Regions from separate parts of the Mus musculus genome. Here region 1 is linked to region 2. The links are chromatin loops, found by intact Hi-C in ENCODE. Cell type or tissue: gastrocnemius. All regions are shown on one strand. Region 1 overlaps Pxk (PX domain containing serine/threonine kinase). Region 2 holds the start of Pxk (PX domain containing serine/threonine kinase).

Region 1 (8,000 bases), 56 kb before region 2:
ACAGTATTCCAGAACTGGTGTTTTTGTAGGTACTCCCAAAGACAACTCTTTTTTTTTTTTTTTTTTGGTTTTTCGAGACAGGGTTTCTCTGTATAGTCTTGGCTGTCCTGGAACTCACTTTGTAGACCAGGCTGGCCTCGAACTCAGAAATCCGCCTGTCTCTGCCTCCCAAGTGCTGGGATTAAAGGCATGCGCCACCACGCCCAGCTGCAAAGACAACTCTTTGTCAGCTTTTTTTTTTCTTCCCCCAAAAAATCCTCACAGTATCTGATTCAGTTCACAAGGTGGAACAAAAGTTAATGCCTATCCAGATAATTATGTGCTTTAGAGGATGGGACAGAGAACAAATGGCTATCAGGACATTTATTGGTAGGGATATTTTACTCTGAGCTAGATATCTCATCAGCTCTAACATGACAAACCTACAGCAGGAAGACTGGAAGACTAAACTGTGGTAGGACAAAGGCCAGGACAAACATTTTATTTTTCTGCCCTAAGACAAGCTCTGACCCAATGAGCCTTGCAAGAGGCTTTTCAGCAAACAGAAAGCTTATGCTAGAGAGGACCAGTGGTCCTCAAAGCAGCCTTCCCCCAAGTGCTGAGCTTGGGAATCAAGCCTCTAGATGACACGTCTTAATTTGCAGATGTCCCTCTGGAGAAGACAGGTGGGGTCTAACCCCTAAAATGCTTGAGCCAAGGCAAGTCCACCTCCCCCGTTGATGGAGAGAGAGGTTACAAATTACTAACCTGCTGTGGAGGGTGGAGTTGGAGATGATGGGGATGTGAGAGGTGAGCTGGCCCCAGATCCTGCTAAGAGAAACAGAGAAATCCTCATGGAGCCCCAAGGCAGACATTTAAACTTGGCATGAGTATAAAGTCAGCACTGTAGAAAAATCTGTAATCAGCCCATCGTGTGGAGCTTGCGGAATCATGTGATGAAGGACAGAAATTAAAAATTAGACTAGTGGTGACAGGTTTTTCACTCTAGTGCAGGGTGTACTTCCTTCGTGAGGCCACTAAGATTTATTGACCAATGAGAACAGGGTAGCATCCACACTGGTTGCAGCCTCTCTCCTGAACCAATCCCATCCTTGGGTAATGACCAATGACCACGGTCACAGCAGCCTGTGCAAGCGTCTCCCAAGAGCACCTTGAAGCATTTATGCACACACCCTTTCTCCTTTCCTCCCTCCCTCTATCCATTCGTTGGTTCCCTGTATCCTTCTCAATGATTTTTCTGTTTATCCATTCGTTCGTTCCCTGTAGCCTCCTCAACGATTATTCTGTCTCAGCCTCTCAAGTACTGGGACCACTGGCACACATTGCCACATCTGACTCTTTGACACAGTCTTTCTATGTAGCTCTGGCTGTCCTGGAACTCAGAAATCCGCCTGCCTCTGGCTGTGCGCTACTACGCCCACTGAGGTTTTACTCATTGAACCACTGAGTCAGCACCTCCTTAGGACAAGCAGACACTCAGAGCTCAGTTAAAGAGGCTCAGGCCCAAGTCTGGGGATTCCCTCGACCTTTTCTTAATGAGACTCAGCAAACACCCTCATTTAGGGTTAAAAACCATAAGCAAAACCTAAAATCCCCACAGCTTGAAAAAATCCCTAGAAAATATGCCCCAGCCCAAGGAATTAGCCCTGCAGCAGAAGCCTCTTATGTGGGACCAGGAAGGGCAGCCTAAGGAGAGGACAGCCTGGCCCTGAACTGCACCAGGGGAGTTGCTGTTGTCGTGCTGTTGTCATGCAGCACTGAGCAGCCACCACCAGCTCTGAGGGTAGGGCTCTACCATCACTCCACTAATGACTCAGAGGATTCGTCTGTCCCTGTGGACACACTGGTGATGAGTCCTAACTAAACCACAGCTGTCAAAATACTTCCTCAGCTCTGTGCAACAGGAGGGCTGATCCAGTACTGACAGATCTTCTAGACAGAAAACTGAACTTGTGATTCTAGACCGGTTGGTAACTGCATTTCTACCAATAACCAGTACTTGTCTTTCCTAAACTCCTGAGATATCTTGGGTAGGATTTTTGGGTTTTTTTGGTTTTTTTCCAGACAGGTTTCATGTGTCTTAGATTAGCTTACACTTGCTATGTGGATAAAGACAACCCTGACATCCTGATCCTCCTGTTTGCATAAGTGCTCTCTGCAAGCACATGCCACCATACCCACTTCACTGTATTAGAGGAATGGAAGCAAGGCCTTGTGCATGTTGGGTGAGCATTCTATCAACTAAGCTACATCCCTACCTCACTCCTGGATTCCTTTGGTGACCTGTTCTGCTGCATGTGGAGGACAGCAGGCATAATCTTGGGAAGAGAAAGAGTAGAGTAGGCCTTCTCTGCTTCACCAAGAACCAGCCGCTTAACCAGAGTCACTAGTGTATGGATGTGCTGGCTGGAGACTGCATCTCCCCACCATTGACACCGACTAGCCCCTGTTCACCCTATAAACTAGGAAGCAAATGCATTTCCAAATGTGAAATTATATGCCAGTCACAGCAGCTTCCATTCCCCAAGCATGTGTTGGTCCTCACTGGGACCTCCTTTCCCCCCCAACACTGTGCCTGACTCAAAACCTAGGATTCTGTGATCGTGTCACCATCCTCATCCTATTCCTAGAGCTTTAGCACTCGCATTCCAATCTTCAGTATTACCTACACCTCTTGCATTCTCGGCTTCAGAGAGTCTAGCCTTCAAGGTACAGCTCAATTTGCTAGTGTACCTCTCAGTATGTCCTCTAGTGTGGGCAAACATCTGAATTGACCAAGGAAAGTGAGGTATGACCTATGATTGATTCATCCAATCATCCATCCATCCATCCATCCATCCATCCATCCCACCCAGTCTCACTACAGTGTCCAGGCTTGTCTTCAGTTCCTGTGCTTAGAATCTGCCTCAGGAGCAGGGTGTGGTGGCGCAAGCCTATAATCCCGGCACTTGGGAGGCAGAGGCAGGCGGATTTCTGAGTTCGAGGCCAGCCTGGTCTACAGAGTGAGTTCCAGGACAGCCAGGGCTACACAGAGAAACCCTGTCTCAAAAAAAAAAAAAAAAAAAAAAAAAAAAAAAAAAAGACTCTGCCTCAGGCGTGAGTAGCTAGGACTACAAGCATACACTGCTGTGTCCAGCCCTCCCACGTTTAGACTTCTACTTCTTCACATGTCCGTCCGTCCTTCTCCGGTGTTTTAGAGATGAATGGGCTTCCTCCGCTCCTGACGTGGACAATGGGCTGTCAATGCTCCCTGGGGCCCTTCTCCATCACCCACTTCTTTGCATCTATTTAGCTTCTCCCTTTCTGATGGCTCCTTCATCTCTTTAAAGTATAATCAGCCTCACTCCAGTCTCCTCTTCCCATTCCCTGTCATGCTGAGCTTGCCTGGGTTACTGAAACCCCCCTACTCTGCAATGAGCTGTACTTCACAGATTCATAAGCAGGTCACTCCATTTGACCTTCAATCTGGTCCAAAGGAATATACATTAGGCTCAAAGTCAGCACGGCCAGCAGAGAGAGGGGCAGCTGAGACTGACTGTCAAGACTCTCAGAGTCCAGATGATGACTGAGAGAATGACTCAAAAGAGGTACTCTGACACTCACACACCCAACGCAACCCTCCGCCCCACCCCACCAAAGAGTCTACTCCTCAGTCCTCCGAGGGAGCACATCCTTCAACCACATGGGTTCTAGAGCAGTGGGCAAGATCTAGGCTAATTTCCATATACACAGAAGGGCCTGATTTTGTTCCATGTCAAATGCTCCCGTCTTTGACAGATGGAGTCTAGCCATCAGTGCAGAGGTGGGCATATGAGTGTTGTCACAATTCTTCACGGGGGACAGAGTTTTCTAATCTCTGCTCTCATCACTGCACTGATCCACCTACAGAGTCCTGAACTGCACCTCTGGGTGCTGGGCCCAAGACAACATCCAACCAGTTACCTGAGTTATTGGAGTTACTGTGCTTCACTGGCTGCTCCTCACTGTTTTCAACAGCAGATCGTTTTGACTTCTTTAAAAATAAAAGAAGGGTGGGTGGTAAGCAAAGAAAAAGCACTCTGAGCTGAGAGTTTAAAAACCTCCAGACATACAGTTTCACTAGCTGTGAAAAGTGGTATATTCAGCTTCATAACCTAAGGCAGAGAAGCCACAGCCACAGGAGAAAATAAAACCAAGATGCTGGCTTAACACCCACCCTGACCGTCTCCTCCCATTGCCTTCTGCCAGCAAACTCTATGCTACTGACACGCGTGTGCGTGTGCATGTGTGTGTGCAACACTCCACTAAAAACATAATCTTCTACTGAACAGGAGCAGGGCAGACTGGGGCAGAGGCTGCAGGACCCGACTGGTGGGAGGCGGTGTATATGCATGGTACGTTCCAAACCCGTCATCCAGAAAGGCTTTTAGCGTCCAAGATAAAACTGTGTCACTAAGTGTGCACCATCAGCCTTAGAATTTTCTCCTCGTGCAGTCAAGGATTTCAAAGAGAACACAGGGACAAAGGCTTACCTTTCGAGCTAAGATCTTTCTCCTTTTCCTTTCTTCCTCAGACCCATGGTGTGACTGGGCTCTCGTTAGTCTTCGATGCTGGTGAATCTTTAAGAGACCACAATCCCCAACAAGTGTAAACCAAGTCTACCCAAAGCAGGTTCCCAAGGAGACTTCTATGTGTTTGACCACATTAAGCTCTTGGGATAAGCAAGGTCTTTCTTGGCCCGCTTGTGGCTCAGCTCTGGCTCTCTGGAAGAAGGGCATGCTGAGTGACAGTGACCCTTCTCACTTTCCCAATTCCTTCCTGCCATTGATCTTTACGGCAGATTGTGACCCATGAGTGCTGCTAACCGCCCACCCCACCAGTGAGTCCTCATCAGGAAGGATGGTCACGCCAGTGCGTGTGCTTGCTCTACACACACTGAGCAGGCTGAAGGCGGACCTGTGAGATGCTGTTCTGTGTCACAGAACTTAGCCCAAAATCTGGTTAAGAGCAAGTAGGCACGGAATGGGGATGTGGGTGAACGTCCAAAGTCAATCACTGTGAATGGGTCACTGAATGATCACAGGGGATGCGGAGCAACCGCCAGCTTACCTGCTTCTGTTCCTCGGTGAGTCTCTTCTCTATGCATTCCTTGGCAATTCGCAATGCCTCTTTTAGTTTTGTGGGAATCTGAAGGGAGAATCAGTACATGAGCTACTGAGTGAAGTGGTTGGAGTCTCCTGAGTTCTCAACACATGCCGCAGCAGCCGTCATCACATGGAGGTCCTCTAGAGCAAAGCCAGTTAAAACCATGCTCCATGTACACCAGCTACACTCTCCTTGCCAGCACTTTCAGACAACAGATCATAAACTTAAAGCATAAACACACTATGTTTCAAGTAATTCAAGGGTTCCAGAATTGCCAAAGCAGTCTCAAAGAACAAACACAGCATCAAAACCTATTATCACATGATCTCACAAAATATCATTTCAAAACCAATTATTACACAGTTAATAGACCAGAATGAGAGATCCCAGAAACATGCCCTCTTGTACACAGACAAATGGTCTCACACACACACAACCAGGAAAAAACAATAGCTTCAAAAGGGCATTGGTAAAAGTCAAATACTACATAAAAAGTAGTAAGATTAAATCATTGCCTTAAGTCATATTTGAAAATTAATTCAGCATGGGTGCAAGACCTAAAACTGTCAACCCCCTAAAGCTCAGGGAGGCCCTTCCTTCTTATTGTCTGTCTATTTATTTATCTTGCTTGGAGGACAGCATCTGCGAACTGTCCACACAGGCCTTGTGTACACCTGTGACACTCCCCCTGCAGCTTCCTCGGCTGCTGTGTGTGTTTGCCACCACCCACCACCAGTTCTGGCTCTCTGCTAAGGCAGGGAATTGGCCTTGAACTAATGCTCCTCTTGCCACGGGGATTACAGGCATATACCATTCTACCTGGCTGGAAATGACTTCTTGGATACAACACCAAAAACATAGGTAATGAAAGGAAACAACAAATAACTCGGACTAGTTAAAACTAAAACTTTGTTCAACAAAAGACACTGCTCACAATGAAATTTAAAACAGGCCAATACTTATAAGGACTTGATATAATAGATATGGAGAAACTTATACAAATGAACAACAAAAATATATAACCCAACTTAAAAATGGGAAAAGGGCTTTAACAGAAATTTCTTCAAAGAAAAAAACAAACGAGCCGGGCGTGGTGGCGCACGCCTTTAATCCCAGCACTTGGGAGGCAGAGGCAGGTTCATTTCTGAGTTCGAGGCCAGCCTGGTCTACAAAGTGAGTTCCAGAACAGCCAAGGCTATACAGAGAAACCCTGTCTCAAAAAACCAAAACCAAAACCAAAAAAAAAAAGAAAAGAAACAAATGATTAAAAATAACAATAGTAACAAAAACCCCTGCCTTATCAAATGGTACTTTCATCAGTTAAAAAGTTCAACACTGAACAAATACAAATCAAAACCACACATTAGATATCATATCTCTTCATAGCCATTATGATGGTCACCATCAAAAAAAAAAAACATAAAATAAGTTTGACATGGTAGTACAAGCTGTTAATCCCAGCACTCAGGAATTCAAGGTAGGAGAATTTGAGTTCCACGATAGCCTGGGCTATAAGGCAAGTTTTGGGCCAACTTGAGTTATAGTGAGACCCCAGTGCAAACAGACAGATAGACAGACAGACAGACAGACAAGAATAACAATAAAGAATTACAAACATTTGGGCTCTAGAGACGGCTCAATGGTGAGTTCTTACAGAATCTGAGTTTGGTCCCCGGCAGCCTCGTGGCAGCTCATGATCTGTACCTACAGTCCCAGGGGATCTAATGCCTCCTTCTAGCCTCTGCAGGCACGGGGCTTTTGTGTAGTACACAGACATAGATGCAGGTAAAACACAAGTCTTGGCAGGAATGTAGAGCAATTGGAACCCTTGTGTACTGAGTAGGAATGAAAGATGATTCAGTCGCCGTGGAAACCATAGAGAGATGACTTAAACAAAACAACCAGCACTGAAAAGCAGCTGAGGAGGTGGGAGGTTTACTGCATCCAAGGAGAAGCAGGGCTGGGCTTCCCGGGCTTGGCGCGTAGGCCAACCACTGCAGAGGGCAATGTGGCCCCAAATAGCAAATGGCTGCTAGCAGCCACAGAGCAGCGTAAAGCCCAGGACCACCGCTCCATACTGCTGCTTCTCCTAATAGGTCCTTCCCAGTTTTCTTTACATACAGATATTTGGGTTTATATTCTGTCTTCCAGATCCCACTATTTTGTTGATATTGGCCTAAATAATAATTACTTTCCACAGGATTATAATGCATTTATACATTTCACTTTTAGTGGATAAAATGTTTTAAATACATGTACTATATATAGCTAGGCATAGTGGTGCATGCTTATAACCCAGCATTGGGAAGGCAGGCTATCCAAGTCTGTTTCTTTCTTTTTCTTTTCTTTTCTTTTCTTTTCTTTTTTTTTTTTGAGACAGGGTTTCTCTGTATAGCCCTGGCTGTCCTGGAACTCAGTCTCTGCCTCCCGAGTGCTGGGATTAAAGGCGTGCGCCACCACGCCCAGCCCAAATCTGGTTTTTAAAAAAGCCAGGAAGTGGTGGTACACACCTTAATCCCAGCACTTCACTTGGAGGCTTGGAGGCAGGGGCAAGTGGATCTCTGAGTACAAGGTCAGCATGGTCTACAGAACAACTTTTAGGTCAGGCTAGGCTACACGGAGAAATCCTGTCTTGAAAGGAAAACAAACACACACACACACACAAACACCTAATAAAACAACCTCATGCATTATAAACAGTCAAAAGAGTAACTAGCTATAGTAGGGTGTTTGGGTCCTTCCTAATTTTTCATTTATGAACCTTTTAGTTTTTTAAAAAATTAATTTTCAAAGTCAAGTTACTTATGTCATAAACCCAAAAATTATATAATTTGCTTTACCTTAAACTGTGGCTTTTCAGAAGTTGTTAGTAAAAC
Region 2 (8,000 bases):
GGAAACGGGGCACAGTGAGGTTGCAATCCATTCACTGATCTGTTCAATCGACACATATGAGATGCTATCAGACAGAGACCCTCCTGTCAAAGCTTGGAAGAGAGGAAATTACAGAACCATCCTGGTGTCCATACTGCCTAGGGTAATAGCTACGCAGGAAGGAAGGCTTTCTAGAGGAAGTGGTCTCTGAGCATCCATCTCTTTAGTATTAAATAGACCTAAAACACCCTATGAGGTTATAAGACTTACTTGCCAGTAATCCAGTCAAAAAACATAATTTGAAAGAATTATTATTACCTTCCATAAACATGGCCTTAAATACTCACTTTGCAACAAATTACAAGCGCAACAAACTCATAGATTTTTGGTGCCTTTCATAAGTTTCTACAATAGGACTTAGGATGTTACCTACCATTGGGAGAAAAAGTGCATTTTTTAAAAAAAGACAGTCATTTCTCTAAGTGAGAATAAATGCTTTCAACAATCCTGACCTACAAAGCAAGGCTGTCGGAGAGGTAACAGGGCTCTAAAAAGTCCTGCTTTAATACATCAGAATGAAAGATCTCTTTGACTAGCGAAGAATTTGAACATACACACACAGAAACAGAGATAAACACACAGGGAACGTCAGAAACAAGAGACAGAGACAGCGAGATGGAAAAAGAGACGGCGAGACAAAGAGACAGAGACACAGAAGGCTTTTGTGGGGCTTTAGCCTCCAGATGATGAACCCCCAAACACTGCTTGATAAACAAGACTCTGGGCTGGAATCTGATTTGCTGGCCTGACAAAACATTACAATCTCAGGAATCCCAATCCCACCCCCACCCCATTCATCATTTCCTCGATCAAGTCCTAGAGGCTACAAGCTCCCCGGTTTTTACTGGTTCCTAGGGTTTACTGCTTGTAAATTACAAGACATAGAGCACCTTTCCAAAAGGAAAAAGGGGGGGAAGTACCGGCAAATGAAAGCAAGCGTGGCTTTAAAGCCCCATAAAAGACTGCATGTGGCAGAAATGAACTCGCCTGTGCGTACTACGAGCACCGAGGGCTCCCCTAAGCCACTCCAGGGGGTCTGGGATGCGCGGGCACGCCGCCCCGGCCGCGGCCCGGCAGGAGGGAGGCAGCGGGCTCACACACCTGCCCGGCTCCGGTGCCCGCGCCCTGCCGCGCCGCGCCGCCGTCCGGCCTTCGCCCGGCCCCCGCCCTCGGCCCCGGCCTCCCGCCCCAGCCGCGCACCGTGTGCGACTGCAGACTCTGGCTCGCCTCGACGGCCGCTGTCAGCGGCACCGTGTCGTCCAGCAGCACCTTGCCAGCCGGCGGCTTCTCCATGAAGGCCATCCCGGGCCGCCGCCGCCGCTGCCTCTGAAGCCGGGGCAGGAACCGGAGGCGCCGAGCCCCGCCACCCGCCGCGTCCCGCCGCCGCTGCTGTCAACGCGCACCGCCCCGCGCCCCGCGCGCCGCCGCCGCCCGCGGGTCCTAGCGCCGGTCGTCTCTGCCTGCCGGCTGTCAACACCAGTCTGCCCGACCTCGCTGGGTCCTAGCGCCGTTCTTCACGGCAGGGTAGGTGACTGCTATCGTCGTCCCATGGTTGCAGTCAGAGGCATTATGTCCCTTGCTCTCTTGGCGCCTCCTCGCCCCCGCAGCGTATACTCAGTACTGTGAGCTCCTGGCCTCGGGCGAGGAGCACAAAACTAAACCATTACCACCACATCTCGCACTGCTTCTCTGGACTCTAACAGAACTGAGCTTTTCAGATGAACCGTTCAGAAACTCAGGCTGGTAGATTTGAGACCCTACTGCTCCTAATCACACTTTCCTGCCCAAGGACCTTAGGACTCAGGATATAACAAAAAACAACTTCAGGGTGGCTTCTCAGTCTGAGTTTATAGACCAAACTTTGTAAACCAAATCTGGATTCATGTTTTAAACCTGGATCTTCAGGAGAACCTAGGTGCCACACTCTCATAACTGGATCCCACGGGGTTTAGTTCCTAATCTTTAAACAATAAGCTTTAAGACAGAGGTGGAAAAATAAAATAAAATAACTGATGCAAAGATTTCCCTGCTTGTATGCTTGGTCCTAGCTCACAGTTGAGCTTTAAAGTCTTTGAAACCAAAGAACACTCAGATCTCTTAGACGGTGAGAATATTTGGTCGGTCCTAGAACAGGCTCCAAGAACCTCAAACTCAGAACTATCAAACTTGATGATCAACTTGTCAGTACCAAATCTACCCTGCTCACCTTAACCCAAGACCACAGCCTTCCAGGATAATAATGAAATTAAACTTAGATCAGATGACTAGGACCCTGTTGAGGGTCTGTGTGATCTTGAATAAGTCTCTCTCTCTCTTTCTCACACACACACACACACCACACACACCCTGAGACCTCACTCTTCCATTGGCAAAACTAAGTAAATGCCATGTAGAATGTGTAATAGGAATGCAATTGGACAGGAAGGAACTTTGCACATATTTAAAATCTCAAACAATATGCATTCCATCCTGACAATTCACAGAACAGAGATTTATTTCTGCTTGTTTCCACTGAATTTCTATTATTTTATTCATAGAAACCAAGCTTCTTTGTGCATCCATCACCACTGCGATGACATCATAGCAAAGGTCTAGATTGCTCTTGACGGTTATTCTCTTCAGAGTTCAGGCTTAGAGATTGCTGGGCAACCCCAAGGAGCCAAGTGACACCAGAGTGCCTTCAGGGGCCAATGCTCAGAGGAGACCTGGGGATCTTCTTAATTTAGCCCTAAATCAATGAGACCTCTTCTTGCATCTCATTTTTATTCCTATGTGCTTTAGAGCAGTAATCCACTAAAGCCAAACCATGTGTCACTTTAGGACGGTTCCACTCCTTTCCTCCATTGCTTTGTTTAAGGACAGGGAGTATTTAATTGTCAGAGGAACAGAAACACAAAGTCTGCATTATTACTCTGGTCATGGTGGGGATCCATCAAGGCAAGGCCATGTTCATATTTCGTTGGTGGGAATATAAAGTGGCCTAACCCTTATGGAAGGCATTAAGTCACTCAGTGAGTATTTACTGATTTACTGAGAACCTACCATGTAATAAGCTGAGTGGTTGTGCTGGGATTTAATAATGCATATGAAAGGCTTGACCACATCTCACCTTGAGACTGCGATTCTATCTCTAAGAGGGCTATACTTAAGAAAGCAATGAGAGCTTCACACAGACGTATACCATGTAAAGACAAGCACTTAATCCCCAGTATAAGATTATACAATCATGGGCTGGAGAAATGGCTCAGCAGTTAAGAGCACTGACTGCTCTTCCAGAGGTCCTGAGTTCAATTTTCAGCAACCACATGGTAGTTCACAACCATCAGTAATGGGATCCGATGCCCTCTTCTGGTGTGTTTGGAGACAGCAACAGTGTACTTAGTGAATAGTACATGGATAAAGTACTGTGGAAGGGGAACAGGAGATGCGTATGGAGTGGGTGAAGGTGGAAAGGAGTGGTTTGGAAGAGGACTGCTATGAGAAAGGAAAAAAAATCAAGTTTGACCCAAGAACTAGGCAATATGCTGCCTTCACAAAGCTGAGGCGGGTCAGGGCTCTGGTGCTCGTTCTGAGCTACTCCTCAGGTCTGCAGCAGCTCCAGGGGGAATCAGAAGCCTGGCTTCGCTTTGCTTCAGCTTCCTCACCTGAGGCATGGAGACTGGGACAGCTTCAGGCAGGATTATCTATCGAGGGCCCTGAATTGCACTGATGCCTGAGCCATTGGCTAAGAACAAACTGCAGGCTATTTCAAGGGCGTCGGCACAGCCTTTCCTAGAGAAGGGAATTGCAATGCTTTCCTCTCTGGAAGAGAAGGGAAGGGACTGAAAAGGAGTGGGAACGAAGACTGGAGTTGCACGCGGCACGAGATTTGACTTTGTGACTTGCCTGTCTTCTTTACCAGGAAAGGGAAACTGAAAGTGAGCAACATCTGATGGAAGCCAGGGACAGGGTCAGGGTTTCCTTCCTCTGGCTCTTTCCAGAAGCCCTTCAGGACAAACACTTTTGCTGGGCTCATCTCTTCCTACTTAACTCAGTGAGTTCCTTGCCCAACCTCCTGACAGATGGGCTTCAAGCCTCACACAACCTCAATATTCATTTGGCTTTTCTTCCTTCCTTTTTTTTTTTTTTTTTAATTGGAGTTCTGGCCTTGAACTCTTAAGAGACCTAGCGAGCCTCCTGCCTGAGCTTCTGGAGTGGCTGACTACAGATGTTCTGTGCCTGGCTGTCTAGCATTTGAAGTCACACAGGCTGAATTCGGGAAACTCTTCTCAGACCAGAGCTGTTCTAAATCAAACAGGCTTGTGTCTCCAGTTCTGGGCCACATAAACTGATGAGGAATGAGAAAATGGGAGGCTTTGCCTCTTTGCATACATACAACTACTTGGAGGCCAGCAGAAGAAAAAAAAAAAGATTTTTATATTCTGCTATGTTGCCAAATGTTTAGACAGCTCATGGGCTGTTTATCTAACAATCTGAGGCTTGGCCAGATTGATTGAACATAATGGATTTTAGTGAGGAAATTTCTAGCCCTGACAACGGCTGTACAGAATCAGATCACAGAAGCTTGTGAAAACTCAGAATTTCCTAGGCAGGGTGGTCTTACAACTCCAAATGACTTTATTTCTTCAAATAATCATGGGATGGACACTGAGCAACAGATTTTACTCATAATAGTCATTCATATGCTAACATTTTCTATGTCAACACTGGGAAAAATATGTCCAGGGGCATAAGGTCACGATGGTTTACAGCTAAGAGCCACTTTAAAAATAATGTCTGTGGCAGCCAGGTGTGATGGCGCACGCCTTTAATCCCAGCACTTGGGAGGCAGAGGCAGGCGGATTTCTGAGATCGAGGCCAGCCTGGTCTACAGAGTGAGTTCCAGGACAGCCAGAGCTACACAGAAAAACCCTGTCTTGAAAAACTAAAAAACAAAACAAAACAAAAAAAAATTGTTTGTGGAATCTATTCATCTTGTTTAACTGATGGACACATTATTTGGGTCTTCTGCCAGCTGGTTATCCAGCACCAACTCCAAATTTTTCTGAAGATGCTGAGACTTTTGCTCTTGGCAAACCAGATGCACGAAGGGAGTAAAGAGTGAAGTACCTGGAGCCATGTGGCAGATGCTCATGCAGCCAGCCCCGAGATGGTCACACACGCAGCCAGCCGGGAGTGTAACCCAGGAGTGAGGGCACAGTGCCTGGAACTAGGTAATCAGCTAAGCCAGCACACAAGGCAGTCACAGCAGCAAGCTGCGCAGTGACAGTCAACCCCTGGTAGACTGTTTTAATATAAATCCTCAATAGAAGCGATTTAACAGCAATTTTCTCAGGGAGTAAATTGGCCTGTGAATTATACTCTAGGAACATGAAAGAAAAATGACTGATAGTTTGGCACAAAATGAAAACCCACGGTTATCTCAGAGGTGCTGGTGTGCACTTAGAGATTTCTTTTTTCTTGGATGAACACACAAGTCAGGTCCACAAGATAAATGGTGGCCATAGGGGGGCACTACCCATTAATCTAGGATTTGCTGCTGGGAGGTGAGGTGGGGGTGGCGGTGGGGTGAGTGGCATTTCAGTAATATGGAAATGCTTCTAACAGTCTGTTAAGCAATTTTCCAGTACATTAGGCTAAAATTGCTTAAGATGGCTATTCTTTCTGTGGCAATCAAGTATCACATAAAGCGCAGGCTTATAATGCCCCTAATATGGAAAGCGGTAGACAAATTGGGCTATTTCAGTCATTACTTCTGCACTCACTTCCATATGTGACCCGTACAACCAAGGCTCTCTCCCAGCGATCAGCCCCTTTCCTTGTAAGATGGTCACTCCTGGCACCTCCTGTGGGCTCCTCACGGCTGGCTGCTCTAACACAGCACAAGCAGCTCCATGGCCTTGGCTCTGAGTCACCACGTGGAGAGACTCTACTCTGTTTCTAGGGATCAAAGGTCATGGCCACCCCAGACTATTGATAATGGGGAAATGCTCTAAACGAGAAGCTACTTTTAAAGTCACAGAGTGACATCTCTCTCCACTTCCCATTTGGGCTGCATAACTTTTCTTTTGATGGGTTGGGAAAGACACAGATCTTCCTACCCCGGTTAGTGAGTCATCAGCCACTGTGCCTGGCTCTAGTTTTCTAGTCATCTAACTGATCCTTAGAGCTTCCACATTCTGAAGACAATCTCTGAATGGCATTTAGGAAAAGGGTAGGTGGCTTGGAGCAGTGGTACACATTTGTAAGCCCGAACCAGAGGGTCTTGAGTTCAAAGCCAGCCTAGACTATGAGGCATGACCATCATTGGGGGTAAAGGGTGAGAGGCAGGTTTTGGGTGGAAACCATAGGTATAAAATAGGGAAATGCTACAACTATAGCAGGGAATATCAATCTGAATGGATTTAAGAATTTTATTTTAACAAAATACTATTGAAATGGAAAGTACTCCAGGAATGAGAACACTGTAAGATCCAGTGATGAGAAAAAGAGAGCTCAAGCCTGTATCCTGGATGATCCTGAATGACCTCAGACAAGCTAGTAACTCCATCTGCTTCTGTCAATAACACGGAGCTAGTAACTTTATAAAGCTGTTTCAAGAATTAAAATTAGCCTATCAGAAATGTAAAAACCTGGTGGCTACTACGATTAATCATATCATGCTCCATTTATGGGTCTTGCTGCAAATTCCCAGTTGAAAGGTGCGTTCTGCAGGAGTGTGCACTGAAGGCCTGAGTCTAGTGACTTGCCTACAACCAAGTCATTGTTAGCTGACCTCAGCCTGCAATGCTGCCCATTCTGAGACTTACTATAGTACCTTTGCTCTTGGCATTGATTTGGGGGGTTTCTTCACCCCTTCACATACTGGAAGAAGGTACAATAAGTTTATAACTCATTTTAGACACATGACTGCCCTCTAGTGACAAGAATTCTTTCTAGTAAGCTATTCAACTGCTTCAGGACAAAGTGCCTTGCTGAGCAACCAAGAGGCCCCCCAGAATCCATGTTTACAAAAAAAAAAAAAAAAACAAAAAAAAAACACAAAACAAAACAAACAAAAAACCAAAAAAACCAGCATGGTAGCTTGTGTTTATAGATAAGTCCCAGTGCTTGGGGAAGTGGGGACAGGTGGATTCCTTGAGCTCACTGGCCAGCCAGCTTCATTTAATTACTGACATTAATGCCAGCAAGAGACAAAAACACAAAGTGAATCTTAATCTTGTCAAGAGTAATGACACCCGAGCCTGACATTTGGCCTCCACATGTACAAACAAGCACACACCCACAAAAATCTGCTTAAGATGACACAGAAGGAATGTCTTTTCCAGGAAATATGGAGCAGGTGACACACGCTCCTAAGTTTTATAATAGTAAGAGATGCCATGCCTCGCTGATCTTGTATTTCTAATCAAAGCATCTAGCTATGATCAGTTACCATTTAACCTACCGAGCACAGGTAGACCACGGCACATATTTAAGAAGTCCTGGCTGTTAGGGTAACTGTTTAATACTAACACATTTAGCACATTCTCCCCATAACTCCAAGTTCTTAAAAAAAAAAAAAGAAAAAAAGACCCAAAAGCTTGGCCTTCCTCTGCCATCACGCACTCACACCTTTGCCATCACCCACTCACACTTTTTTTTTTCTTTTTGAGACGGGGTCTAGGTAGTCCTGAAACTAGGGTAGGTAGGGTCTAGGCTGGTGTCAAACTCAAGAGATCCTCCTGCCTCCTTTATGTGTGTACACACACACACACACATAAAGGTATATACACACACACACATATAATAGTTTTATTGTTGTTGCTTTTTTTGTTTTTTTTTTTAAGTAGATCCACGTTTTCAAGAGCGGGAGAGAATTAGAACCCTTAAAACAGCACCTTTACATTCCAGATGCTTTCCTTCGGTTTTAAAATACTAACAAACAGATTGGCCAGCTCTCTGAAAGATCAGCATGTTAA

The links. Hi-C counts contacts between places; a loop is a spot of excess contacts. Peaks named below come from ENCODE experiments on the same cell type or tissue, not always from the same donor. Only the 100,000 strongest peaks of a DNase experiment are listed, where the experiment ranks them.
Region 1: it touches region 2 in a loop (4-fold over the local background); 34 of 42 quality-filtered maps call a loop at or near these places.

Annotation. Positions count from the first base shown.
Region 1 is chr14:8,148,093-8,156,092 of GRCm38, reverse strand. It overlaps Pxk (PX domain containing serine/threonine kinase), which reads right to left. Exons shown (of 18, transcript NM_145458.4): 13 at 7,965-8,000; 14 at 5,089-5,166; 15 at 4,512-4,598; 16 at 3,943-4,012; 17 at 748-810. Among named protein-coding and RNA genes, the nearest start is that of Pdhb, 21 kb to the left of the region's middle. In gastrocnemius, no CTCF peak of the experiment used is centred here; no DNase peak of the experiment used is centred here.
Region 2 is chr14:8,091,656-8,099,655 of GRCm38, reverse strand. It overlaps Htd2 (hydroxyacyl-thioester dehydratase type 2), which reads right to left. Exons shown (of 6, transcript NM_001348727.1): 6 at 7,810-8,000. Rpp14 (ribonuclease P 14 subunit) reads right to left here. Exons shown (of 6, transcript NM_025938.4): 6 at 7,810-8,000. It overlaps Pxk (PX domain containing serine/threonine kinase), which reads right to left and starts at 1,445. Exons shown (of 18, transcript NM_145458.4): 1 at 1,240-1,445. The coding sequence starts at 1,341. In gastrocnemius, CTCF peaks have their summits at 3,405 (motif pointing left) and 6,957 (motif pointing left); DNase peaks (open chromatin) are centred at 1,124 and 1,478; H3K4me3 peaks cover 2,992 bases; H3K27ac peaks cover 3,522 bases.